3 separate regions of the Homo sapiens genome follow, and regions 1 and 2 are each linked to region 3. Evidence: chromatin loops called from intact Hi-C (ENCODE). Cell type or tissue: heart left ventricle. All regions are shown on one strand. Region 1 overlaps LARGE1 (LARGE xylosyl- and glucuronyltransferase 1). Region 2 overlaps LARGE1 (LARGE xylosyl- and glucuronyltransferase 1). Region 3 overlaps LARGE1 (LARGE xylosyl- and glucuronyltransferase 1).

What was found. Hi-C counts contacts between places; a loop is a spot of excess contacts. Peaks named below come from ENCODE experiments on the same cell type or tissue, not always from the same donor. Only the 100,000 strongest peaks of a DNase experiment are listed, where the experiment ranks them.
Region 1: it touches region 3 in a loop (2.6-fold over the local background); 4 of 110 quality-filtered maps call a loop at or near these places.
Region 2: a loop joins it to region 3, with 6 times the contacts of the local background. A loop is called at or near these places in 3 of 110 quality-filtered maps.

The regions. Positions count from the first base shown.
Region 1 is chr22:33,648,671-33,652,670 of GRCh38, forward strand. It overlaps LARGE1 (LARGE xylosyl- and glucuronyltransferase 1), which reads right to left. Exons shown (of 15, transcript NM_133642.5): 3 at 1,697-1,998. Among named protein-coding and RNA genes, the nearest start is that of SNORA50B, 54 kb to the right of the region's middle. In heart left ventricle, no CTCF peak of the experiment used is centred here; a DNase peak (open chromatin) is centred at 1,771; H3K27ac peaks cover 396 bases.
Region 2 is chr22:33,755,073-33,759,072 of GRCh38, forward strand. All of the region lies in intron 2 of LARGE1 (LARGE xylosyl- and glucuronyltransferase 1), which reads right to left. Among named protein-coding and RNA genes, the nearest start is that of LARGE-AS1, 32 kb to the left of the region's middle. In heart left ventricle, no CTCF peak of the experiment used is centred here; no DNase peak of the experiment used is centred here; H3K27ac peaks cover 1,354 bases.
Region 3 is chr22:33,516,954-33,520,953 of GRCh38, forward strand. All of the region lies in intron 6 of LARGE1 (LARGE xylosyl- and glucuronyltransferase 1), which reads right to left. Among named protein-coding and RNA genes, the nearest start is that of MIR4764, 82 kb to the left of the region's middle. In heart left ventricle, CTCF peaks have their summits at 2,479 (motif pointing right) and 2,680; no DNase peak of the experiment used is centred here.

The sequences.
Region 1 (4,000 bases), 130 kb after region 3:
GAGATATTAAGTAACAGAAGCCACTGACAGTGGTTGTCAAAGACTAAAGGGCACTGGGCCTGGCATACAGTCAGGGCTGAATAAATGTGCAGCATTTATCACGTCCTGACATTTGTATTTATTTATTTGTTTATCATCTCTCCCTCTACCTCTGATGACAGATGTAAGAACCAGAGGGAAAGGGGTTCTGTCTTTTTTGCTGTTGTTCACTGCTGTTTCCCAACACATAAAACAGAATGAGATACAAAACACGAGTGCAATATGTTTGCTGAACGAATGGATAAATAAATGAATGATGATGATGGAGTAGAACCACCTCCTCGCCCAGGTTCTCTGGGCTTGGCTGAAGGACCAACTTGTGACATCCCGAATCCTGCTATAATGGATGTTTGTTTCACATCGTTCCTACTCATATGACACATTCCTCGTTGGACATCCTCTGTCGGATGCTCTCTACCTCTCCACCAATCCACTTTTCAACCAGGCTTGAGAAACCTGAGAAATGCTCCTATCCTCAGGGGCTCTCCTTGTCCTCCTCCCTCACCACTGAACTTCCAAAGAACTTAGTCTACATCACTGAGGAAGCCATTTGTTAGTGACACTGGATAGTCTCATTGGATAGTATCACCAATATTACTAATAATCCCATTCACTAGAATAGAATACTACAGTTTGCAAAGCATTCTCTTTAGGGAGTTTGAAGTCTAACCACTCTTTATTCCAGAAAATGGAATAAAGAAACAGCAGGTCCTATCTATGTTTAACTAAGAATAGTAAAAACTAACCATAATTTTGAAAATGTACTATGTACTAGGCGCTAGTCAAGCCTTTATATGGCCATTCTGTTTAATTCTCACAAATACTCCATGAAGCAGGTATTATTTCCTAAAGTTTACTGATGAGACACCTGGAGTTCACAGAAGTTATGCAACTGGATCAAGGGTACTCTCTGCATAAATCACTAAAGCTGGGATATGAATTCAGTCTCGCCCATCTCTCAAAAGGCCTTCCTATGAATAGGCATGCCCTAATTCATCTCCACCATGAGAACTGGAAACAATGGGGAATGAGTGTATGTGTGTTCACTGCACATAGAAGCGTGGATGCAGGTATTTGAGGAAATAGAGGACAATAAATATCCCACATTTCCAAAGAGCTGCTAAGAAAGAAAGCATACCCTAAAAGGGGAGAAGTGATATTAGGCTATAAAAGTTCAAATTACTTCTTTAGATAAGGAACAAGTCTGTGGTTCTGAATTGGAGAGGCTGTTTATACAGTGAAGTGATAATGAGGTCTAAGAAAACTGCCCAACTGGGCCACAACTCCAGGTGTACCATTCACACTATAGTCTAAGAAGCAGGGGCCTACAGGATGACAGCTAGGTGTAGAAACCCTGCGCATGTCAAAATGAACCACATAGAAACAAGCGGTAGGTTCCATCAGTGAGCTCCTCTTAATATCTGTAGATTACGCCTTCTTATCCCCATTTTCAGATGGGAAAACAGAAGCTCAGAGAGGCTAAATGACTTGTCAGACCATTGAGCAAAGTTAGCGAGCAAGCCAGACTTACACACCCGGGCTAGAATCAAGAATGCCAGCTCTTGGCATCTGGCTGTGTTTCCAGGAGGCATTTGCAAGGGGTGAGGGCAATCGGGACTTTGGACAACTTCCTCCCCAGGCTCCAGATGCCCTTTACCTCGCATTTCTCCACGACCGGCTGCTGCCCACACTCGGAGCTGTTGCCTGCCACGATGCCAGCCCGAAGGTTCTCGCTGTCTCCAGTGCCCTCCTCCATGGAGTAGGTCTTGGAGTGGTTGCCTCGGCGATGGGATGGGGCTCGGCCCTGGGCCAGGCTGAGCTGCCTGCGGAGGGCGCGGTTCTCCTCCTCCACCTCGCGCATGCGCACCTCCAGGCTCTCGCGCTCCCGCTGGCTGGAGGCCGTGTACCTGGGGCTGTGTGCCTGGGACTCCAGCGGTGACAGAGACACGGGCTTTCCATCTGGGGAGCGAAACACCAGGGAAGCTTTAATCTGGATGAACCATGCCTCAAGCCCCTCCAAGTTCCCCAGACATCCCTTACTACATGGCGAGGCTCCTTGCACAATCCCATGTTTAAGGAAAACAGATGGAAAGTGAGTTACAAATAAACGCATCCAGATTGAACTGGGAACAAAGTTGAGAACAGAACAACTTATTATGGTGATAAAAGCTAATATGCCTTTTAGAGAAGGCAATCATAATAAAATTGTTTCTAATTAAATGCACTGTCTTCCTCTCCCTACTTGGCATGTTTCTAAGTAGGCTTCTTAACAATAAAGAATTATGAATACAAAGTGGGCGGATTGGGGAGAAAGACAAGGGAGGGGAGAAGGAGTACCAGGAAGTGGAGGGGAGCAAGAGGAAGAGAACGAGTAATAAGGAAAAAATAATAGGCCAGGCGCAGTGGCTCACGCCTGTGATCCCAGCACTTTGGGAGGCCAAGACGGGCGGATCACGAGGTCAGGAGATTGAGATTATCCTGGCTAACCGGTGAAACCCGGTCTCTACTAAAAATACAAAAAAAAAAAAAAAAATTAGCCGGGCTTGGTGGCACACACCTGTAGTCCCAGCTACTTGGGAGGCTGAGGCAGGATAATGGCAAGAACCCGGGAGGCGGAGCTTGCAGTGAGCCGAGATCGCACCACTGCACTCCAGCCTGGGCCAGAGTGAGACTCCGTCTCAAAAAAAAAAAAAAAAAAAAAGAAAAAAGATAATAATAATGACTAAGTTTATTGAGCTCTTCCTATGCAAACTCCTATACATCTTTCAAAATCCTGTTTTAAAAGCATCACCTCTCAGGGGAAACCTTCTTCCATTTGCAGGCAAGATATCCTTCCACATATTCCGAAATAATTTGTATGTAGCGCTATGAAAACATGTATCTGCCATACTGTATTTGGTAAACAGCTTTACTAAATGTTGCCTATGAAGACTGGGAGTTCAATGTAGGCAAAGGCGGGTCTTACCTGTCTTTGTGGTTAACATGTCACAAGGTCTGAGAAATGCTGGAAGACTGGATGCATGGCTCCATGCCAAGAATAAAATATTAAAAGCAACAAGGAAAAAAGAAGTAGAAGCATGACCCATCTCATGGTTTTCCCAGAAAAACAGTTAACCATTAAAGTGAGTGCCAGCAACACTCCATGTAACAATCATACAACCCTGCAATAAAAACTGAGGCACGGCCGCGTGTGGTGGCTCATGCCTGTAATCCCAGCATTTTGGGAGGCCAAGGCGGGCAAATCACGAGGTCAGGAGATCGAGACCATCCTGGCCAAGCTAGTGAAACCCCGTCTCTACTAAAATACAAAAAGTTAGCCAGGCATGGTGGCACGCACCTGTATACAGTCCCAGCTACTCGTGAGGTTGAGGCAGGGGAATTGCTTGAACCCTGGAGGCAGGGGTTGCAGTAAGCCGAGATTGCACCACTGCATTCCAGCCTGGCGACAGAGCAAGACTCTGTCTCAAAACAAAAAACAAAAACAAAAACAACACAAAAAACTGAGGCACAGAGACGATAAGCAGGTCTCTCAATGTGATGCCACCACAATGGTGATGTCAGAATTCGCACCCAGGTCTCTCTGATATCTGGGCCTGTACACTCTCCACTTCAATAAACTTTCATTATAGGCTATTCAGAGAGCTAACATTAAAAAAAAACAAACACTTATTAGTATAAAAACCCCATCTCCCAAGGATACTTATATCACCTTGTATAAAGTAGGCGCTCAAGGCATGCTTACTGTTCAGGAGCCCCAGTGGCACAAGGCATACCCAAAGCTATCACTTATTTCTGTTTCCACTCTGCAGAAATCCTGGGCTCCAGCTACATTTACAGCCACCTCAGGGGTTACCAAGCAAAAAAAGCATATCTCTAGAAAATCGTCCTCTCTCAGCTGCCTGTCAAAAAAACATTCCTCTTTTTCCATACTTCAAGTTTTTCCTTCCTGCCCAGACCCCTG
Region 2 (4,000 bases), 240 kb after region 3:
TTTCACTCTCACTGCCAGTCTTCAAAATAGCCCAGTATCGGAACCGTATTTTTTTCTGTTGAAATTTACTGTGACAACACTCAAAAACATTCATTTCAGAGGGGGTTCATGTTGATAAAAATGGAAGCAACAGGGAACTCAGGCTTTAGGAATGACAAAACAGGGGTGCAGGCTGATATCAGTTCAGAAGTGAAGATCCTCTGCCTTTTCATGACACTGGTTTTAAGTGTTCAGGACTTCACATCCTCTGAAGACATTTGCTTTTAAATAACACCCACATTGTCCCGGACTGCCTCCCTGACAATGGGAAACCTTTGCACCGAGCTGGTTATGAATTATCAGAGGGCAGCATGTGTGAAGAGTTTTCTGAACGGCTGAAAAGCACCCTTTTTCCACATGCTGATAAGTCTCTAATAGCCGAACACATCTCCTTGATGGACAGAAAAGAAGAACCACATCCCACAATAAAACCCACTGGGCTCTGAGAAAAGGTGATTCTGATAGAAAATAACAGGTATGCTCTAAATTCAAATGGGGCTATAGTTGAGCAGATTCACTCCAGTCCCGGAATTAACATCACGACCAAATGAAAGGAGCCACGTCCTCAGGTCTCAAAAATCACAGATGCTCACAGCACCAAGAGCCCTTCCCTACCAGCGGTTCCTGTGTCCCTCAATACCACAGTCCTACCCAGGGAACATTCACTAAGGACACATTAGGAGCGAGTGCTCAGTTAGACACTGGGAGTGTAACGACGAATAAAACACTTCCTTCTCTCAAGAAACTCATAGGTAAGTGGTTAGAAAGACATCAAACAAGCAAAATATCTCTTGATGACTGCTGGTCATAGATGTTTCCACATGGGATCTGGCATTAGGGGAAAATGACATTGAATATGGGCATTGAAGGTGTTGGCTGGGAGGGAGGGTTACAGAAAAAAGAACTGAATAGTGGGCAGTAAGACCGCAAGAGTGAAAATTAAGAATCAGAGAAATAGTTTCCTCAGGTAGTTCAACAGGGTATTATACCCTGAAGACAGACAGTATAGGTTGGGGAAAAAACAATTGTGGAAGACCCCAGAGTCATGGTAAGGAGTCCACAGTGGATCCAGGAGGCAATGATGAGACCTGTCAGTACTCAAAGTCGGAGGAGGGCACATGTGTTCGTTCACTCATTCATTGAACAAACATTTGGGGACCAAATCTTCTCCCGGCACTACAGTAGGTGCTAGAGGTGGAAGGGCGAGCTAAAGAGACCCGCTTTCTCCATTCCCAAAGCTTGTAAATCTGCTGTGAAAACAAAAGATTATAAAAACAAGAAAAATAAAGAGCCCTGAGTATTAAGGGTACATACAAGGAGTTAGGTAAATAGGGAGCCAAGGAAGCCTGCTAGTTAAGGGTCAGGAGCAATTAATTGTGTTTCAGCTGAGACCCAAGGATCTAGGCAGCCAGACAAAGAAGAGGAAGGAAGTAAGAGCAATAGAGGGTGTCAGGGAGAAGAAAGAACAGGTGGGAAGAGCAGAGCCCACAGAGGGCGATGTACACCAGGACTTAAAAGAATCTGGCGTGGCTGGGTAGAGGATGCCAGATAATGCGAGGCAGTATGGTGGGGATTAGGGGATGGGCCAGAGGGGCTGACAAGGAGCAGAGCGGTGCTCTGATTCAGCCCTGAGGAGTCTGAAGAACGAAGCAGACCTGCAAGAAAGTGGGCTGTTGTGCTTAGTCCTGATCACAAAGGAGGAGTGGCAGAGCCAGGGCGACAGCAGTGGTGAAAGATGGGAAACAACTGACGCAGCTACAAGGCCGAGCTTAGACTCAACAGGAGGTGGCAACCGAGACACGGAGTGAATGAAGGGAGACAAGGATTACTCCCAAGTTTAGGGCCTGAACGGCGTAGAGCTGGGAATGCTGACTGAGATGTTAGAGAAAGAAAGGTGGACTGGGAAAGAAATAAAGCAAGGAGTTGGGTTTAAGAACTAAGGGGTTAACGCACTAACAAAAACACCACCTGATGAGCGTCCTTCACCAGAGGTCACTGGGCCTTCAAAAGGTGTCTCAAGGAATGGGAATCTCATCTCTTTCCCAGATGGTGAACTCCATGCCTGACAACTGAGTCGCTGAAACAGGTGTTCTTTCTTACAGGGAGACAATGCCTGCCTCCCCATAACATTTATGCATTGATCCTGCTTCCATGCTCAGGAGCAAATCACAGTAAGCCTAAGCCGACTCCCTCTTAGTGTCATAATTCCCCTTAATCGGGGAAGATTCTGGTCATTTTCAGTTCACTTACATCAGACGTTAGAATCAGAAGCTTGTAGGTAGAATGTCGGCACCCTGCTAAGTGCACTCGACAACTTCATTTCACGTCGGAAGAAACGAAGGCCTACCATGAAGAGCAAGTGTGCCCCAGATCATCCAGCTCCTCTGGCTGAGGTGATTTGAGATCCTGAGACAGCTGACCCCCTCCAGGGCTCTCTCAATATATCATGCTGCGGCGTGTAATCCAACTCCAAAACCCTATGCTGAGAGCAGCCACATCTCAGAGGGAGTTCTTGGCTCTGCTCTCAGGAGGTCCATTGATATTAAACAGAGTCAAAAAATAAATAAACCCACATAAAGTATGAATAGTATTTCCATGAATACAGGCAGCAACTCTGCCCCTTATTTATGGCTTCACCTGCCACGAAACCAAAAACTCAAGGGTGTCAATAAATGGATTGTAACGTTGTTGTGATGTTTAATTACAAAGAAAATAACGTCTCTGCGGGCCCTTTGGGAAATGCACTGTTGTCTGTAGCAACCAGCAGGGAGCTTCATGGAGGCATTGCCTTTGTGTTCTGATAAATACTCAGACTTTCCCAGAGCCTCAGGATCTCTGGGTCAGGCAGGGTCAGATGGGTCACCTTGCGTAACTGCCTGTCTCGCTCAGCTCCCTCCCACGATACTGGACTTGTGTTTCTGCATCTTTCATGCCAGGTATTTCACCACCTCCTGGGCAGCTCATTCCAGCTCTGGTCAGCATGATCCTCATTATGAGGAGCTTGACATCTGGCTCCTTGCCACGTCCCTCCATAGGTTTGGGGCCACCAGAGCAATCCCAATCTTTCTTTCAGGGGACAGCCCTTTGTCTGTTTGCTGAAGCTGAGCATGTACACCCTGAGCCTCTGCTTCTCCAAGGTAAACATCCTCAATTCTTCCCACCATTTCTTACATAACCAGATTTGAACGGGCACTGTCACTCACCTGGATTTTCCTAAGCATGCTGCCTCATCTAGATTGTCCTTACAGCATAGAGTCCACAAATACAAATGCGGCAGCCCGAATGCACACTAACTGACACTCAGTAACAGAAATCTGTTGCCTCTGTCATCCTAGCTAAAATACTGTGTTAACATGCCCACATCACCCAGCCCCTACTAAATGCAGCTCGTGATTTGGTCCCAAGTGTGGGGTTCATTCTAAAGGATCATGTTGATAGATACAGCACCTACACCCAGTCTGTCATGTTGCCTCAAAGTATTTTCATGATCTTTCCAGTTTCCCATAATCTATCTGCCAGTCTGGTGAAATTGCTCAAAGTTAGTGATCACATTCACTCCACCGGCCACGATGGTTCTAAGCTGCCTTCAAATTGACCATCAACACATCTAACCATAAACACAGACAGTTATGAATTCTCCATAATCCAGATCAACTTCTAATCTCTTCCTTTTGGGAAACCATGCCATTTGCCTTTGGTGGCCATCCCAGTCACCCAATCTCACCCAGCGTGTTTTAAGCAACTCTCCATCATCCTGTGACCAGAAATAGGCACAGGGCTTAAAGTTAACAAAAAAGTACCAGCCTCCCTCACTCCCCTCCCATAACCGCAGTGACTGGTTTCAGGAGGAGTTACCACAGGCAATTCAATCAGAGGCAATATTAGTGAATTAGCAAAAGGAAAAAATCCTCTTTCTACTGGGGTTGGTGAGGACAGGATGCAAGCCTGAAACTTCCTCTAT
Region 3 (4,000 bases):
ATTTTCTTTTTATATGTTGACTATAGCCTTAAAAGGCAAACACGCACTCTTATATTGCTACCAACTCTTTGTTATCTACATTAAAAAAGGGACGAGGAGTGTGAATAATTCAGAAGAGCTGATGAAAATCCTCAGCTCTGGGAAGCAGCATGTGGCATTTTTTTCCCTACAAATTCCCCTTAACTGTGAATACGTATTAACTGATGATTCCAGAGCTATACACCTGAGCCACTAGAAAGCTAACTCTGGATTACTAAGAGAAGCTACGATAGGATGAAAAATTGGAAAGTGGCTACAAACTTATATCCCTCAACCCCTCCACACCCCTCTCTGTCCCATCATCACCCAACAAGTACTAAAGACGCACTCTAACCTCTAGGAAAGTTGTCCAATAAAAAGGGCTGAACTCGGTGGAGTAGAGCTACAAAAACATACATATAATGCACAAAGAATTCTTTTTTTGAGACAGTCTCGCTCTGTTGCCCAGGCTGGAGTGCAGTGGTGCAATCTTGGCTCACTGGGTTCAAGCGCGATTCTCCTGCCTCAGCCTCCCGAATAGCTGGGAATACAGGCACCTGCCACCAATATTAGCAAATATTAGCACCCGCCCGGCTAATTTTGTATTTTTAGTAGAGATGGGGTTTCACCATATGGGCCAGGATGGTCTCGAACTCCTGACTTGTGATCCGCCTGCCTCAGCCTCCCACAGTGCTGGGATTACAGGCGTGAGCCACTGTGCCGGGCCGCCCAGAGAATTTTGTATACAACTTCTGAGAGAGTCTGAGAATCCCTGGAATCTACCCACAGACCCGGAGTAAGAAGCTCTTAGGAAGGAGAATGCATGGCCTCAGTCCTGCACTATGTCTGTATCCCACAGATACAATATACCTTAAAGAAGAAGGGGGAGACCTGGGTCAACAAGAGCAGCTTCATCTGGAAAAATCAGGCTACAAAGTCAGACAGCAGTGAGCAGGACTGGCCTGAAGATTATAAGGAGAACTGGGTGATGCCCCAAATTCACTCTCCTTGCTGTCGTTAGATCACTCCAACTCCTACAGATTTTTCTGGGATCTGAGGCACCCTCTCTTCTCAAGGCAATGGGAACCAGGATTTGACTTGAGGAAATCATACAGCTGAGAAGATCTGGCAACTTCATACCTTAAGCCAAGAAGCTAGAATAATGGTTAATGTGCATGAAGTCCTTTATGCTGAGCGCTGCTCTAAATACGTGGCATAGAGGAACTCATCTGTGTGTCACACAAATCCCAGGAATTACATATTGTGATCATCATCCCTATGTGAGAAAATTGAATCCCAAACAGGTTAAATCAACAGCCCAAGGTCACACGCCAGCAAATGGCAGACACAGGATTTGTTTTTGTTTTGAGACACTCTCACTCTGTCGCCTAGGCTGGAGTGCAGTGACACCATCTCAGCTCACTGCAACCTCCGCCTCCCAGGTTCAGGCAATTCTCATGCCTCAGCCTCCTGAATAAAGGCACATGCCACCATGCCTGGCTAATTTTTGTATTTTTAGCAGAGATGGAGTTTCACCATGTTGGCCAGGCTGATCTCGAACTCCTGACCTCAGGTGTTGCGCTGGCCTCGGCCTCCCAAAAGGTTGGGATCACAGGCACGACCCACCGCGCCCGGCCTCAGGCACAGGATTTGAACCCAGGCTGACTGGCTCTGGAGTCTGGGCCCTTCTCCCCTAGTGTTGATCATGATAGTGTCCAATATTCTTGTTCTCCAATGAGGCCCTCCCAGGTCACCAGGCCAAGGAGAATTCACTAGGACAGGAGTGGAAGTGTAACTGCACCCCCTGAGGGGACTGGAGTGGGGCAGAGAAAGGGGTGTGGTACTGACCGTGGGGGTTTAAGTGTTAATTCTGATCACATCCTGACATACATCAAAAGAGACGGTCATGTGTACATATATCCAGGGACCCGCACATCCAGGGACCAACATCCTAGATGTTTCTGCCCCTGGATGTGTACACATATGACTGTACAACTAGCTGACCAGATGGAAGTCAGCTAGTTGGAACTTACCTAAAACAAGACAGCTAGTTGGAATTTGTTTTAGGCAAAAGAAAAGAAAAGAAACACTTTCACAGGCAGCTTGATTCCACAGAGCACTCTGGCTTTCTGCAGATTAAAAAAAAATCTCATGGATATGCTCAAGCTGAAGAATGAAGATCCAAGTCAAGACAGAGGAATCCTGACTCACTGCAATGATCTCTGGCAATTCTGCAGGTCCCTGAGCTGCGTGCGTGCGCGCGCGTGTGTGTGTGTGTGTGTGTGTGGTCACATATGCCTCAGAGAGGAGCATGCCTCAAAGGAGACCCAGGGGGGCTCCCTGGGGTTGGAGGGAGGAACAGCCAAGGCATAATTTCTGCCCCAGAGACAATGAGTTTAAAAGCTCCACTCTGCCACGGGGATATCTAAATTATACTTACAGAAACCTCAACTCTTTATTCATTTGCACCAGAAGGGGGCACTGTTACCTCTAAAACGCATCTCAGGCCACAGGTCCCCATAAAATAAAGTACCAGCCCCTGCACTGGCTCCCGAAGACACCCAGGTTCCCTCTCAGGCTCCAGACACTCCCCACCCACACTGGGAGTTTATTCCCAAATTGAAAAAACAAAAACACGTAAATGATGATTCTCTCCCAGCTTTCTTTGAAATCACTATTTTTACATCCTTGACTGCTCTTCTTAAAAGCAAGTCTGTCATTTAACCAAAAGAGGAAACATAGTATTTTAGAAGTGAAAAACAAGGAAAAAAAAGAGAAAGAAAACAATTCATTCTTTGAGAGGCTGATCTACATGGCCACATCACCAGCCCACATTCTGTTTATGACGCTGGGTAAAAAGAGAACATTTCCAAGTCGTGTTCTTAAGCACAGGGGAATTTGTCTCTTCTTGATATTTAGTTTAAGTAGCATTTTCTTTTCCTTAGGATTAAGAAGTTTGTACTCCCTGGCTTCCTCTTGCTGAGAGGCTAAGAGACTGTTCGTCTATCTGTTTCAGTGGTTTTTCTCTTTTTTTTTTTTTTTTTTTTTTTGGAGTCAGGGTCTCACTCTGTCACCCAGGCTGGAGTGCGGTGGTGTGATCAGAGCTCACTGCAGCCTGGATCTCCTGAGCTCAAGCAATCCTCCCTCTTCAGCCTCCCAAGCAGCTGGGGCTACAGGCCTGTGCTGCCACGCCTGGCTAATTTTCTACTTTTTGTATCGCTCAGCCTCCTGAAATGGGGACTACAGACGTGTGCCACCATGCCTGGCTAATTTTTTATTTTCTGTACTGATGGGGGGTCTCACTATGTTGCCCAGGCTGGTTTTGAAACCCTGGGCTAAATCAATCCTTGCACCTCAGCCTCCCAAAGCGCTAGGATTACAGGCAAGAGCCACTGTGTCTGGCCTCAGTGCTTCTTAAACCATCCTGTACCTGAGATTCATGGGGGTGGCTGTTCTCCAAATCCCACAATCCCGCAGGGAGACAGCAAGCTTCTGCTCTCTGACAAGCACGGGAGGGGACTCTGAACTCTCTGCAGAACACAGCAGTGCTGAGCTGGGCCATCTCTAACTCACTTCCCCACCAACACCTGCCCCCACTGCCCACCTGGGCATTGAGCTGAGCCACATCAGCTTGCAGCTGCTTTCTGTTCACATCTGAATCCTAATCCCAGTCTGCTCTGCCTGACTCCCGGAAGTGTTCTGCGTCTTTCTGTCCTGGTTTTAGTAATGCTCTATGAGACATGATCTGACAGAAATTCATGGGATTCCGTGCAAAACACGAGCTGCTGTTTTGGGACTTCTGTGTGGGCCTCTCTTCCTTCAATGTAAAAAGAAAGCGTGGAGTGGCTCCGTGAACTGATTCCCAAAAGCTCACTTCCTTAAGGCATAACAAGCTTCCAGCTGTATTTTCATTGCACTGATCAGCACCTGAAATCAATGTATCTATTAGTAATAAAAATAAGTAGTAATTTGATTGTGTTGT